Linked DNA regions of Homo sapiens: region 1 is linked to region 2. A link is an interaction called in ENCODE POLR2A ChIA-PET data of the cell type or tissue named here. Cell type or tissue: Panc1. All regions are shown on one strand. Each heading gives the region's core, and the rest is flanking DNA. Links, peaks and the distances in the headings are about the cores only.

What was found. Peaks named below come from ENCODE experiments on the same cell type or tissue, not always from the same donor. Only the 100,000 strongest peaks of a DNase experiment are listed, where the experiment ranks them.
Region 1: POLR2A ChIA-PET joins it to region 2 with 8 read pairs; 2 of 35 experiments call an interaction of 5 or more read pairs at or near these places.

The regions. Positions count from the first base shown.
Region 1 is chr12:53,572,683-53,580,367 of GRCh38, forward strand. All of the region lies in intron 2 of ATF7-NPFF (ATF7-NPFF readthrough), which reads right to left. All of the region lies in intron 2 of ATF7 (activating transcription factor 7), which reads right to left. The region is part of intron 2 of LOC124902937 (a long non-coding RNA gene); the gene reads left to right. It also overlaps the pseudogene LOC100419830. Among named protein-coding and RNA genes, the nearest start is that of ATF7, 50 kb to the right of the region's middle. RefSeq lists a silencer at 4,872-4,951 and an enhancer at 5,452-5,641. In Panc1, for the core only: no CTCF peak of the experiment used is centred there; no DNase peak of the experiment used is centred there.
Region 2 is chr12:54,019,586-54,027,270 of GRCh38, forward strand. It overlaps a transcript of HOXC4 not described here, a transcript of HOXC5 not described here and a transcript of HOXC6 not described here. Among named protein-coding and RNA genes, the nearest start is that of HOXC6, 5.0 kb to the right of the region's middle. RefSeq lists enhancers at 1-2,076, 2,144-2,353. In Panc1, for the core only: CTCF peaks have their summits at 2,258 and 2,459; no DNase peak of the experiment used is centred there; H3K4me3 peaks cover 4,695 bases; H3K27ac peaks cover 5,000 bases.

The DNA of each region.
Region 1 (7,685 bases), core at 1,367-6,366, 450 kb before region 2:
ACACCTATAATTCCAGCATTTTGGGAGGCTGACGTGGGAGGACCGCTTGAGCCCAGGAGTTCGAGACTAGCCTGGGTGATAGAGTGAGACCCTGCCTCTATTTAATTTTTTTTTTTTTTTTGAGAGAGAATCTCACTCTGTCACCCAGGCTGGAGTGCAGTGGCACAATCTCAGCTCACTGCAACCTCCGCCTCCTGGGTTCAAGCAATTCTTGTGCCTCAGCCTCCTGAGTAGCTGGGATTAAAGGTGTGCACCACCACACCCAGCTAATTTTGTGTTTTTAGTAGAGACGGGGTTTCACCATGTTGGCCAGGCTGGTCTCGAACTCTTGGCCTCAAGTGATCTGCCCGCCTCGGCCTCCCAAAGTGTTGAGATTACAGGCGTGAGCCACTGTACCCGGCCAAAAAAAAAAAAAAAAGATGAGTACAGTACAATAAGATATTTTGAGAGAGAGAACACATTTATATAACTTTTATTACAGTATATTTTTATAACTGTTCTATTTTATTATTAGTTGTTAATCTCTTACTGTGCTGAATTTATAAATTAAACTTTTTCATAGGTATGTACATATAGGGAAACATAGTATGGTCATCCCTCCATATCCATGGGGGACTGGTTTCAAGACCCATGAGGATACCAAAATCCACAGATACTCAAGTCCCTGATATAAAATGGTGTAGTATTTGCATATAAAATGTGCATATCCTCCTATATACTTTAAATCATCTCTAGATTATTATAATACCTAATACAATGCCTACATATCACTTCATTCGTGTGGATTCAATGTAGTGCTTGGCAGGCAGCAAATTTAAGTTTTGCCTTTTTGAATTCTGCGGAATTTTTTTTTTCTGAGTATTTTTTACCTATGATTGTTTTAATCCATGGATGAGAAACCCATGGATACAGAGGGCTGACTGTATATAGGGTTTGGTACTATCTGGTTTCATGCCTCCACTGGGAATCTTGGAATGTATCCTTGTGAATAAGGGGGGACTACTGGAACCATTTTGAAATACCCCAGAGCATTCTGTTCTTCTTTACAAGGCCTGCCCTCAGGAGAAAATACTTTACCAGAGCCTAACCTGCTGCGGTTTTATCATAGACTAACTAACCTGGGAGAAGGGTAATACCCAATTCTACCCCCGTCTAGCCATCCTGTCCCATCCAAGTGGGGAAAAGAAAACAAAACTGAGAAGCACTGGTGAAGTTTATAGTCCAGGGCATAGGCTCACCAAAATATTGAGACCTAATCATACGACAGTAGAACACTTCCAGTTCCCCTCCCTGTCATACCTCATCACAACTTTACTAGGGACGTATTTACCAATTCCTTTTACCCAGTATATCATGTCCACCTTTCAACAGAAAATTGTAAGTCATATTAAAAGGCAAAAATACACTCTGAAGAAACTGAATAAGCACCAGAACCAGTGAGATATGACAGAACTGTCAGAATTAACAGTCCAGGAATTCCAAAACACTATGATTAACACAACAACATGTAAGAACAGATGGATAATATAAGAAGAGAGATGAAAATTCTAAGAAAGAATAAAAAAGAGAAACTTTTAGGCTCCTGAACACATGGAGGTGCAGGAGTGTGACAGGCCCAGGAAGGGCATGGAAGCATTGCACCCCTTCCCACCAATGCATCTCCTTATCTGGTTTTCATCCGTATCCTTCATAATATCCTTTATAATAAACTGGTAAACATCAGCTTTCCACAGGCTTTCTTTCTCCATGGTGAGCAGGACAATGTCCTAGGACCCCAGAGAGCCAGGAGAGAGCAAGATCAAAGCCAGAAATCCAACTCTGTCCCTACTGCCCACTGGTCTTTTCCAGTCAACACTTCCTCAGCAAATACATGCCACATAGCCGTGCTGCTCAGAGGTCTCCTGGCTTATATGCAGAAAAGGCCCTGTGGCCCAGGATCACAGTAGCAACAATATTCTCATCAAAGCAGCCAGAGTGATACAGCAGAAGGTCAAGAGACAGAAAAAAGCACTAAATCCTGGTTTATAAGAGACAGGCAGACTTCAAGGGTTGTCTCCTAAGACAATAAGTAAGCTCAAGGGGAAGCTTATAACCAGTAAGCTTCAGTGGTGAAAAAAGAGCCTAGCCAGGCCCAAATGGGAAATCCTAAAGAAATAGACATATATTAAAAGAAATAGTAAATTCAAGATGGGGAGCATTCAAGTGTGCAGAGGGTGAGCAAGACTTTAGTCAGAAAATAAAGTTACTCTTTCTTGCCATTGAGCTTAAGCCAAAAAAAAAAAAAAATTAAAGAAAAGAAAGCTACTTGGCTGGGCGTGGTGGCTCATGCCTGTAATCCCAGCACTTTGGGAGGCCGAGGCGGGTGGATAACCTGAGGTCAGGAGTTCAACACCAGCCTGACCAACATGGTGAAACCCCATCTCTACTAAAAATACAAAAACTAGGCTGGGTGTGGTGGCTCATGCCTGTAATCCCAGCACTTTGGGAGGCCGAGGCAGGCGGATCACCTGAGGTTGAGAGTTCGAGACCAGCCTGACCAACATGGAGAAACCCTGTCTCTACTAAAAATACAAAATTAGTAGGGTGTGGTGGTGCACGCCTGTAATCCCAGCTGCTGGGGAGGCTGAGGCAGGAGAATCGCTTGAACCCAGGAGGCGGAGGCTGCGGTGAGCCGAGATTGTGCCATTGCACTCCAGCCTGGGCAACAAGAGCAAAACTCTGTCTTAAAAAAAAAAAAAAAAAAAATTAGCTGGTTTGGTGGTACACGCCTGTAATCCCAGCTACTCAGGAGGCCAAGGCAGAAGAATCACTTGAACCTGTGAGGTGGAGGTTGCAGTGAGCCAAGATGGCACCACTGCACTCCAGCCTGGGCAACAGCGAGATGCAGTCTCCAAAAAAAAAAAAAAAATCTACTCATACACAAAAAAGCACACTCCAAGCATTAGTTTTTCATATGCAGGGAGTGATGAGTCAGCATTACTCTTGCACCAGAATATACATGCAGGAGGGAAGTCCTATGTGTGCAATAAGTGAGGGCGGGGCTTTAGAAATAAGTCACACTTCACATACCAGAGGACACACTCAGGGAAGAAGGCTTTCTTGTGAAAGGAGTGTGGGTAAGACTTCTTATAGAAGGCAATTCTCACTGCATATCAGAAAACCCACTCAGGGAAGAAGTCTTTTGTATGCAAGGAGTGTAGGTAAGACTTTACCCAAAAGTCAACTGTGCATGAGAGAACACACTTGGCAGAGAAGCCTTATAGATGCCAGGAGTTGTGGACAAAGGATTAGGTATAAATCATCCTATGATAAACACTGGAAGGCACACTCAGGGGAGAAGGCTTTGTTGTGCAGGGAGTATGGGCAAGACTTCAGCTTGAAGACATCTCTTACCAGACACCAGAGGACACACCCAGGGAAGTAACTCTGCTTCTTTAAAAAGCTGTAGCCAAGACTGTGCAACTTGTTTATGGATATATCACGAAGGCAGAAGGGATCCAGAGGGCTAAAAGAACCTGAACTTGGCCCAAGTTATTCCCAGAGATTCTGAGAAAAGAGGCACTGAGAGCCTCACCAACCTCCTTAGACGGCACAGCAGTCTAGGACCCCTCCACCAAACCTTCCCTCCCTCTGTTCTTCCCTCTGGCAGCTCTCCCAACCTTCCTTAGTGCTATGGTTTGAACAATGTTGTCCCTTGCAAAATTCATGTTGAAACCTAATCACCAATGTAACATTATTAAGAGAATGTTTAGGATGTGGTTAAGTCATGAGGATGGAGCCTTCATGAATGGCATTAGGTACCCTTATAAAAGGATTTGGCAAAAGATTTGGCATCACTTTACCCTGTCCTCCAACTGCCATGTGAGGACACAGAGCTCCTCTCCTCTGGAGGATGCTATGTCAAGATACCATGTTGGAAGCAGAGAGCAGCCCTTGTGAGATAACCAAATCTGCTGGCACCTTGATCTTGAACTTCCTAGCTTCCACAACTGTGAGAAAATAAATTTCTGTTCTTTATAAAACAAACAAACAAACAAACAAACAAGAAACGCTACAGATAAAAAACACTGTAACAGAAATGAAGAATCCCGACCAGGCACGGTGGCTCATGACTGTAACCCCGGCATTTTGGGAGGCTGAGGTGGGTGAATCACTTGAGGTCAGGAGTTAAAGACCAGCCTGGCCAACATGGTGAAACCCCCGTCTCTACTAAAAATACAAAAGTTAGTCGGGCATGGTTGCGCAAGACTGTAGTCCCAACTACTCAGGAGGCTGAGGCATGAGAATTGCTTAAACCCAGGAGGTGGAGGTTGCAGGGACCTGAGATCGTGCCACTGCAATCCAGCCTGGGTGACCAAGAGAGAATCTGTCTCAAAAAACAAAAAAGAAATGAAGAATGCCTATGATGGGCTCAGTAGTAGACTGGACATAGCTGAGCAAAGAATCTTTGAACTTGAGCTGGGCATGGTTGCATGTGTCTGTAGTTCCGGCTACTTGGGAGGCTGAAATTGGAGGATGACTTGAGCCCACGAGTTTGAGACCAGCCTAGGCAACATAGTGACATAGTAAGACACTGTCTCTAAAAACAAAGAATCTCTGAACTTGAGGATATGACAATAGAAACTTCCAAAACTGGAAAGCTAAGAAAAGAAGAACTAAAAAAAAAATAACAACAACAAAATATCCAAGAACTGTGGGACAAATACAAAAGGTATAATATGTGCATAATAGGAGAAAGAAAGAAACACACACGGCCGGGCGCGGTGGCTCATTCCTGTAATCCCAGCACTTTGGGAGGCCGAGGCGGGTGGATCACGAGGTCAGGAGATCGAGACCATCTTGGCTAACACAGTGAAACCCCGTCTCTACTAAAAATAGAAAAAATTAGCTGGGCGCAGTGGCGGGCGCCTGTAATCCCAGCTACTCGGGAGGCTGAGGCAGAAGAATGGCGTGAACCCGGGAGGCGGAGCTTGCAGTGAGCCGAGATAGCGCCACTGCAGTCCGGCCTGGGAGAAAGAGCGAGACTCCGTCTCTGAAAAAAAAAAAAAAGAAAGAAAGAAAGAAAGAAAGAAACACACACAATATTTGGTATTGCTAAACAATAACTAAAGCGATAACTAAAAATGTCCCCCCAAATCAATGTCAGACACCACACCATAAGAACAATAAGCAGGCTAAATGACAAACAAACAAACAAACAAAAAACTACACCTAGATATATCATATCCAAACTTCAGAAAATCAAAGAGAAAGAGAAACATCTTGAAAGAAGGCAGAGGGAAAATCACCTTACCTACAGAGGAGCAAAAACAAGAATTACATCTAACCTCTCAGAAACCATGCAAGCAGAGAGTACAGTCAAAGAGAGAAAACCCTATCAGCCTAGAATTCTGTATCCTGCACAATTCTTCAGAAGAAAGGCCACATGTGGTGTGGCTCACGTCTATAATCCCAGCACGGCAGATGGATTGCTTGTGTCCAGGAGTTTGAGACTAGCCTGGGCAACACAGTGAGATCTCATCTCAATGAAAAATAAACAAAATTAGCCAAGTGTCCTGGCGTGTACCTATAGTCCTAGCTATTTGGGAGGCTGAGGTGGGAGGATCGCTTAAGCCCAGGAGGTTGAGGTGAGCTGAGATCACACCACTGCACTCTAGCCTGGGCAACACAGTGAGATCTTCTCTCAAAAAAAAAAAAAAAAAAAAGTGAAGGAAAAATAAAGACTTTCTCAAGCAAACCAAAATACGGAGAAATTGTTGCCCACAGACTTGCCTTGCCAGAAATCTTAAAAGAAGTTCTTTAGAGAGAAGGAAAATGAGCTAGGCACGGTGGCTCATGCCTGTAATCCCAACACTCTGGGAGGCTGAGGCGGGAGGACTGCTTTAGCCCGGGAGTTTGAGATCAGCCTGGGCAATATCAGCAGACCCTATTTCTAACAAAAATAAAAATAAATTAGCTGGGCATGGTGGTGCTTATCTGCTGTTCCAGCTACTCCAGTGGCTGAGATGGGAGGATTGCTGGAGCCAGGGATGTTGAGGCTGTAGTGAGCTACAACCTTGCCACTGCACCCCAGCCTACGTGACACAGTGAGATGCTGTCTCAAAAAAAAAAAAAAAAAAAATATCTGGGATTCGAATCAGCCCTCTCCAGCTCCAAGCACACTGGGATCCTTGCCGTTGGAGGTTGCTGTTGGCTTCTGCCCGTGCTGTGTATTGAGATCTGCAACCAAGCATGGGAGCTTACGAAGGCACCTGGTGGTTTCTAGGTAGGAAAACAGTGTGGATGCCAGATGTGGTGCCTCACACACAACAGCACTTTGGGAGCCTGAGGCAGGCAGATCACCTGAGGTCAGGAATTCGAGACCAGCCTGGCCAACAGAGAGAAACCCTGTCTCTACTAAAAAAATACAAAAAAAATTAGTCAGGCATGGTGGTACCTGTAGTCCCTGCTACTTGGGAGGCTGAGGCACAAGAATCACTTGAACCTGGGAGGCAGAGGTTACAGTGAGCTGAGATGGTGCCGCTGCACTCCAGCCTGGGAGACAGAGCAAGACTCCATCTTAAAAAAAAGGGCCGGGTGCAGTGGCTCACGCCTGCAATCCCAGCACTTTGGGAGGCCAAGGCGGGCAGTTCACAAGGTCAGGAGTTCAAGACCAGCCTGGCCAAAATAGTGAAATGCCATCAAAATAGTGAAATGCCATCTCTACTAAAAATACAAAAATTAGCCGGGCATGGTGGTATACACCTGTAATCCCAGCTACTCAGGAGGCTGAAGCAGGAGAATTGCTTGAACCCAGGAGGCAGAGGCTGCTGTGAGCTGAGATCGTGCCACTGCACTCCACCCTGGGAGACAGTGCGAAACTCCGTCTCAAAAAAAAAAAAAAAAAAGCGTGGAGTGTGCGTAATTGTGTTTGAGGAAGAGATGGTCACTGTCTCTATGGTAGTGTCTTTAGGGAACTATCTGTGCCTGGATCCTGGGGAATTATGACAAAGCAGTCTGCAGGTTTGGCATGAACTCTGAACTTTCTCCCTCTGCAGGATCTTCAATAGAAAGGTCCTGTCCTGAGGAAACACTCAGAGGCACTTCTCTTGCTTGTGAAGCCTGCCAGCATGTATGTTTTGGTCAGCACTGAGATGCACATGACAAATTGTGCGCAATGCCTCAGCACAGCCCAACGGGGTTTTTTCTGTTTACACTTGACTAGCCTTGGACAGTAGGAGGAAACCTTAAATATTTCCTTCTACTCTCACAAACCCTTTATCTTTTTTTTTGAGACGGAGTCTCACTCTGTCGGCCAGGCTGGAGTGGCACGATCTCAGTTCACTGCCACCTCCACCTCCTAGGTTCAAGCGATCCTCCTGCCTCAGCCTCTTGAGTAGTTGAGACTACAAGCGCACACTGCCACACCTGGCTAATTTTTGTATTTTTAGTAGAGACGAGGTTTCACCATGTTGGCCAAGCTGGTCTCAAACTCCTGACCTCAGGTGATCCACCTGCCTTGGCCTCCCAAAGTGCTGGAATTACAGGCGTGAGCTACCACACCCGGCCTCACAAACCTTTTATCTAATAAAACAAAATTACTGCCAAAAAAAAAAAAGAGACAATGTCAGAGTCAATCAAAAAACAAGACCTAACTGTATGTTGTATATGAGAAAACCCCTTTAATACAAATAAACATATAGATT
Region 2 (7,685 bases), core at 1,464-6,463:
CCTTTGTCCGTCCCCGAAAGAAAACCTTTTCCAGAGAAGGCCATTCAGGCCAGTGGAGATTCACCTAGAATATTAGAAGGGCCCCCTCCCACCCGAGGGGCGGGCCTGGGCGAGGCTGAGGTATTTCTCTTAATCCTAGAACGACCTCACTGAGTGTACCCACAGCGAGATTTGGAGGTGCTAGAGTTCGAGGTTGGCCGCTTAACAGCACCATCCTGAGGTGTCTTTATATAATATTTTAATTGATTTTCTGTCCCTTCCTGGCTACAGCCCTGCAGCTCCCCCACCCCCATCCTATGCCCTTCACCCCTAGACCCATCCTTACAAGACAGAGGCAAGCAGAGAAGGCATAGCAGCAGCGACCGGCGCTCTGTTTTCATTTTCCACTCTGGCCAGGGGATAAACTGGACCCCAGTGGACTCCAACACCAACTCTCTGCTTCCCAGTTACTTTCGATTTTCTTTCCCTTCTCCTTCTTTCTCTCCCTCTCTGGCATTCAAACAGAAGCACAAGAGGACCCACCAGTGGCAACTCTAAGCCTCCTTGCAGGCCACATTCCCTGCTGACGTGGTCCTTCCTGCAGGAGAGCCCTTCTGTGATTATCTAATAATAGCCAGGGTGGCTGAGAATAGAATCTGGCTCAAGGACTCTGCACACCCGGGGCAGAGACACTGAATCTGTGGGTCAGGGCCTGGCAACATTCCTTGGAGCCTCCCCCTCTGAGCCCACTCTTTGGGCACCCTTAGGCTTGCCTGCCCCCCTTATAAGGGGCTTTGTCAGCCCTGCCATCCGCTGTATTTCATGTGCTGGTTCCTAGCTAAGGAGAATTGGGCAGAGCAAACCCTTTCTCACCCTGGTCTGACAGTTGTGATCCCGACAGAATGCGACCTTGTTTGGAGAAGGCGACCTTGTTGGGTTGGCTGTGTTCTGAAACCAGGCTTGGGAGTGTTATATATTTATTATATACAGGCTTAAATATACAGACTCAGGCTTATGCATGAATATATACAGACTCATATTTCCTTGGTGGTTAATTGTATATTACCATGCCTATATTCGCTCAAACACCATTTTATGTTCATGCAAAATTTTGTTAGTCCTCACTAGATGAGAGTGGGCTCATGGAGGCACCGGGTGCACTGAGCAGGCCCTCTGTGCATGCTCTGCTGGAAATATGTGCTCACTGGAATCGGAGTATGCGGGTTCCAGTAACCAATGGATGCCATAAAGGCTTTCTCAGACCTTATTGCTTTTGTTGCCCAAGCAGCTGGACTGGGGAAATACTAAATCCCTTCTGCTTTCTCTCCACACCTCCTGGCAAACTCTCCCAACTTAGAAATTATTTTACAAGGGAGACCAGTTGTCTTGAAATTGAGTTCTGCGGGATTCTTTTCACGGGCATGGTGGGGCTGCAAGCAGTTCGGAGTAGTCAGGGCCCTGGCGCTGGAAGCCTCACTGGAGCGATGAAGGGATCAGAGTGGTTAATAAGGTGGCCTCTGGACAGTGATCTGGGGCAGCTGCTGGCCAGGGTGCTTGGAGAAGCTTGTGGAAAAGGCAAGCCAAAAGGGGTAGGGATGCAGTGAATATCTGTTTCTCCCCCTGCTTGCCCCAGCCGGCCGCTCACCCCGCCCCAGCCCGATTTGCCTGCATCCGTGGCGGCAGATTGGGAGTTCTCTAAGGTCCCCCAAATACCCAGATCTGGTTACTGGATGAACTGCGTTTTAATCCTCGTCGCTATCTGAGCCAGGACAAGACCTGGTCAGGGAGACGGCTGGTCCGGGCAGCACGGGAGAGGACGCTGGACCCGCTGCCTGTGGCCTGGAGCACTGAGTATGGGCTACCAAGGCTGAGAATTGATGGGCCTCCTTTCCCAGCCTTTTTCCCTTCCAGAGACACAAAAAGACAGAGCAGAGGGGAAATATCAATGTCAGTGGAAAACCCCATAAAAGAAAGCAGGGACCAGAGCGGGGCTGGAGGGGTTTTCCGCTACTCTCTCTAGGTGATCGGGTTCCTCCCAAGACTCTTGTCCAGACAGGCTGCACCAAGAGGTGTGCAGCTTTCTTCCACCTTCCTCCCGCCCTTCAAGGAGGGCAGCCTTAGGCTTTCTGGGCCTTGGTCACCCCAGGCACTGGGGTGACATTACTCCAGGATTGTGCCCCTCGCCCAGCCCACGGCCTCTGCCACGGCGCCGCAGCCGCTCCTGTTTATTGTGTCTGTGAGTTGTTTACTTGTTTTGTCTGCTGCCACCCTGCGTCAGAAACCCGCCAAACCAGCGAACTCGCCCAGGAGAACAAAGTGCTGTGCTATCCCCGGACTCCCTCCCCTTTCCAGCAACCCCCTCCTGCCCTCACAAGCTCCTGCATTCTCCCTTTCGGAGGGGAGGAAGCAGAAATAGTCTTAAAACAGGGCAGCTGTTTATAGGGTCAGGGGAATTATGGGGACACCATAAACCTCTGGGTGTCCCTGTGGTGGACAGACTTCTGAGCAGCCCTTCCCTTGCCTAGGCTTTTCTTCCTTCCCCTGGTGACCACTTGGTTAAGGGGGCCACACTCATTGAGAAAGTTGAGCCCACCCCCATCAACCCAGTCCCCCACTACCCCACTCCTTTCTGCAGGAGTTTCCCTGAGACACAGGTTGTTGGGTTTTAAATCAGGGTAATGTTGGTGGATTCATAAAGCTAGATATAGCATGTCATTCTTCTCCCACACTCCCTCTCCTCAGCCCCCCAAAATTGCAGTGAATTTAAGCAAATCCTACAAAATTAAATTGCCCCTTTGCTAAAGATCCTATATGTCTCCAATCCTGCCAGGTGTAGAGTCAGATAGTTGGCTTTTGGCCTTTAATTTTGCTGCTAGCTATTAAATTTAAAAGAGTATCATTGAAGTAAGTAATATTCTCATTTCTGAAATTAATTTTCCCCTCCCAGTCTCTCTCTCTCTCTTTTTGCCAGCACAGATTAAATGGTTCTTTCAGATCTGCAAACAATAAAGGATAAAATTATTTATAGGGAAATGAGGATGCTGTTTTATTGTTGGCATATTGTTCCAGAACATAACAACATTTTATTTTCAAGCAGGAGAGGTTAGACCAGGGGGAGAAAGAGGGGGAAAGGAAAAAACATGAAAGGAGGGCAGGAACCCACACACAAAACTCCTGCCATGTATAACTGGTAGGACATTTACAATTTCTATATGACAACTCACTGTGATGTCATAATACCGAGTTCTTGAATTTTATAATTCTCATGAACCTCTCAAATGGGTCCAAGCAGTGCTTCATGTGGAGGGGTATAGAAGAAGCCAGGAGGCTGGGGATCCTTTGACCCAGTGCAGAGCAGCACACCCCCTATTGCGGCTTCTTCCTCATGTGACATCCTCTTGAGGCCCTATTCTGGGGGCTGAAAATATTCTGGATATTCTGCATTTTAATTTTTCTCCTGGGCCAAGCAGGGCCACTTGCTTTGCCCCCCTCAAGTGTCCCTAGGCATCTAAGCTCTCTCCCCATTCCCAGATCACAGAGAGCTGTGTCCCCAGGCTCTCCCCAAGCCCCCTCCTCAGCTAATACTCAGCTGCTTGGAATAGAGGTGGGAGGCTTGGGCACCAGCCCCCAAAAAGCCAGAAATGATTTTTTCCAGATGGAGCTGGAAGGGGGCTCAGGGCTGAGCGTGATGGGGTAGAGATGTTTGGGACCTATTTTACGTTTTAACCTTAAGTCAGAGAAGTGAATTGAGAAGCCAAACAAATGCCAATGTGAGAGTTTGTATCTGCTGATGGTAGCAGCAATAAGTGAAGTGCTGGTAAGGAAAGGTCAGGCAGAAATCTGGAAAGAGAGAGGGAGGAGAGGAAATGTGACATGAGTTAGCAGAGCCCTTCCATATACCTTTCTTCTCCGTTTAATTGTAATAAAGCAAAAGCAGCTCGGGTAGCCTCTCAACCTCTTAGCTCAAAAGAGGAATCACCAGCGCAGGCCTTGGAGGTGTTTGGGGGCAGTTCTCAGCAGCTTAACATGCCCAATCTGCCCTCTTCCTCCTTTCCCCCTCCCTGCTGATCCCCAGCTCCCTTCAACTGGTCAGCCCGGGCCCTGTCCCCAAAATATTAGCACCCCCAAATGATATCCATTTCTGTGTTAGGTGTGTCAAATTTCACTTCTCTCCATGCCTAAACTTTGAAAGGAGGAGTGTACCTTTTTGGAATGCGGTGTGTGTAGCGGGGGCAGGTATGTGCTCAGACAGCTTCCCCCATCATATCTATGGGAAACTGGAAGCCCCTTAGGTGAGCCATGCTTTGGTGTTCCCAAACAGCATTCCCTGCATTCAGGTTCTCTGGCAGACCAGGAGGCTCTTTGCGATCTGATCCTTTGACTAGGAGTTCCATGGAGATCAAAGGAGCTTATTTATACACAAAACACCAGGCATTTGGAGTAGAATTTATTTTTTAATTTCTAAATAAAAAAGTCTAATCATAGACCAATCGGGCCAACTGAGCAGTCGCTCCAGAACAGCAAAGCCTTAACCAAATAGTGTGATTATGAGGGGAGCTGAGCAATTACTGAAACTCGGCTTTCTCCGTAAGAGGGATTTTAGCCCTCGCCCAGTGGCACAAAAGGGGCCAGCGGGGCAACCGTTCTTCTCTTGCTCAGAAAAGTGAGACTTGGGGGTGGTGGGGGCAGGGTCGGGCAGCTGCGGTCGCGTCCAGGCAGCTGAGCACCCAGGCCAGGCGCTGAGGCTGAGCACTGAGTCCTGAGGCTCCAGTGCTTGGGTCCCCGAGCAGCCTCAGGAGGCACCGAGCTGTAGTTGCAGCGCGGCAGTCAGGAATGGAGTATGTGTATCTGTGTGCGAGGGTTGGTGAGTTACAAACATCCGCGCAGAGTTAGGGGATCTGGGGAGAGAGAGGAGACAGGGAGAACACAACTAAGGAGGACCTCTGGAAAATATTGTCCCCAAATAAAAATTCCAGATCTCATCCCTCTCACTTCAAATATCCCTCCCCAGGAAATTAATATATTTCCCAGAGCTGAGTGGAAAGCAAAGGCCAGCAAGGTGAGGCCTGCCCACGAACTTCTTCAGGCTGGGTCCAGTCCCACCCACCCTTTCCCCAGTTCAGAGCTCACATGCCCCCAGCCTTTCCCTGGCCTAAAGGGGAGTAAGGCTGGAGTGGTAGCATTTAACTTGCCTAGGGAAATCCCCAAGTGCCCAGGCTGCAATGCCACCCTTATCCTTGGGGACTCCAGGCCAGTGACTGCACCCCACTCAGGTCCAAGGCGCAGGCAGTAAATTTCTCTCCTATAATTAGCGCTATCAAAAGCATGTGTTTTGCATTGGAGAGGACTGGAGAAGCAAGTGGCAATTTTTCCCTTGTATTCTTTTTCTGTGTTTTTTGAATTCTGTTTTTGAATCCACTAATTAAAGCTTCTCTGAAAGTGAAAATCTGCTCTTGACACCAAGCCCCTTCCGAATGCCTGATTTGGGAGGCTAAGGGGCCAGAGCAGTAGCAAGGAGACCTGCAAGCCTGATGGGGTTGGGGGGTAGTGTTCTCTGATTTCTTTAGGCTCGTTTTATAGAAACAAAGAACAAGTTCTCTCCCCTCCTTCCCAAGACTTGTGCATATTTACAGAGCACAACTGCAGTTTTAATAAAACATCTGTTCTTGCTTCTGCTGATGAGTTTCCATAATTGTTTTCAGACAAATTTAACAGGAAAATATAAATATATTTAGAAAAATCTAAGTCCCAGCTTTCCCCCTATAGACAGCCATTCTTTTGCCAAAAAAATAAAATTAACATGAAATGGGAAAAAGAAAATATAATCCAATGTAGGGAAGATCGGGCTCATCTGACCTGCTCTCCCCCCTTGGAGCGAATCCTTTCAGCAAATTTCAGCTGCATAATTAAAGATCTAAGAGAAAGAAGAGGGCTTCTTCTTTCCTCAGGAATGAAAGGTAATTGGGGGGGGGGGAGGTGTTGAAAATTAATTTTGCCAAAGGTCTTTAAGCAGTGGAGGAATTTATTTGTATTTCTGTTTCCCCTTCTCTCCCCCTTCCAGCATTTCTGCCTTTTTCACCCAGCAGCTGGTTTCTGTTCATTATAAATCGGCGAGACCTTTCAGTCTCTGCCCTCTGTTTAGGGACGTCATAAAACACTTAACTTTCTGGGGCTGAGGCTCACATTCTGCCTCTCAGGTCGCCAACCTCCCTGAGCCCACCGACTTTAGGCCCCAATAGAGAATCTCCCCAACTTTGGGGCCCCTTTCCTCTCCAGACATGGTTGAGGAGGGGCTCAAGGAAACCTAGGCATCCTTGCTGGGGGCTGTAGTCCATGCTGCCCCAGAAGCCCCTTCTTTCTTCCAAGGTCCTTCCCTCCCCCACCCAGACATAAAAGAGATTTTTAAATACATAGAAAATCAACACTCATTGAAAGTGAAACCTCATTAAGACATCCTATCTTCCATCATTCAATTTGTTGTACATTGCAACAATTTAATATCTTGAAGGAAATATCACTGACATGATTTATCCCTCTAGCAATCTCTCTCTGAAATTGGAGGGGGGGACAGAGTTACTCTCTCTTCCGGCCTCTTCTACTTGTTACACCACTACCCTTAGGGCAGAAAGGAGGCTGGGAACTCTGAGAGAGGCTACTTGTGTCCAGGGGTGCACTGACTTGTTCCCTAGCTCAGTCCCCAGAGTACTCCTGCCTTGTTGTCTCTCCCCCACCTCTTGCCCTCCAGGGGGCCTGAAGCCTCAGCCAGCTGTTGGAAACCTCTGCTCAGGCATGCCATGAATTCGAGGACAGCTGGATTCTAGGGCAAAAAGCAACTCACATTGGTGTCTATGTTTGTGTACCTGCCAAGTCACCCCAAAAATGAGATAACTCATCTAAAATTTTTTTTCTTAATTTAAAAATCCTCCTCTACCCTTTCCCCTTCATTTCCTTGGGGAGAAGAAAGTGTGATCTAGAAGGAGGAACCTTTATAATTATAGGAGTCTTTCCCCTTCCCTTCCAAATACCGACAAATTTCTGTCCTTTCTGGAGGATTGGGGCTGTATTTTCTAAAACCAACACAAATTGTCTGGCAGGAAGACTCTTCAACCCCCTAACGAGGTTCATGTATTAACTAACATGTTGTCTCCACCAGCTCCTGCACACTGTCTGCTTTTGGGTTCGAAACTTTATTTTTCCCCCCTAGCGACACTCCAGGGAAACCTTAACGTTACAGAAGATGAATAAACGAGTTTTTTCTCAGCATAGTCCCGTTTATGGCTTTATTGCTACCCATTGATTACTCCGCTTTGTTACACAGAAGGAAAAGATCATAAAATCCGGCGACATCCGGGTTCTTGTTATAGCCAGCTTTCCCCCCCCCCAACCCACCCAAAAATGGTGGGGGGGGGGGGATATGAGCTTTCTCTGCTCCCCGCACACTCCCCACCACCCTTCTTTGTCAACTCAAGGCATTTTCAGCCTATATCACGATATCAAATTAAGTTTGGACTAATCAGGAGAAAACCCCCATCTGCACACTTTCCGCTGTTTCAGTTCGCCTACTGCGGCTCCCTCACAAGCCTCGGATTCAGCTGCCTTTTCGTAACCGTCTCTTCCCTTTTTTTAGCCCCAAGATGGGGGAATAAAATGGGCGTTGAGGTTGCTGAGAGGCCCATCCCCACCACGGGTGACTGGCACTTGGGTGA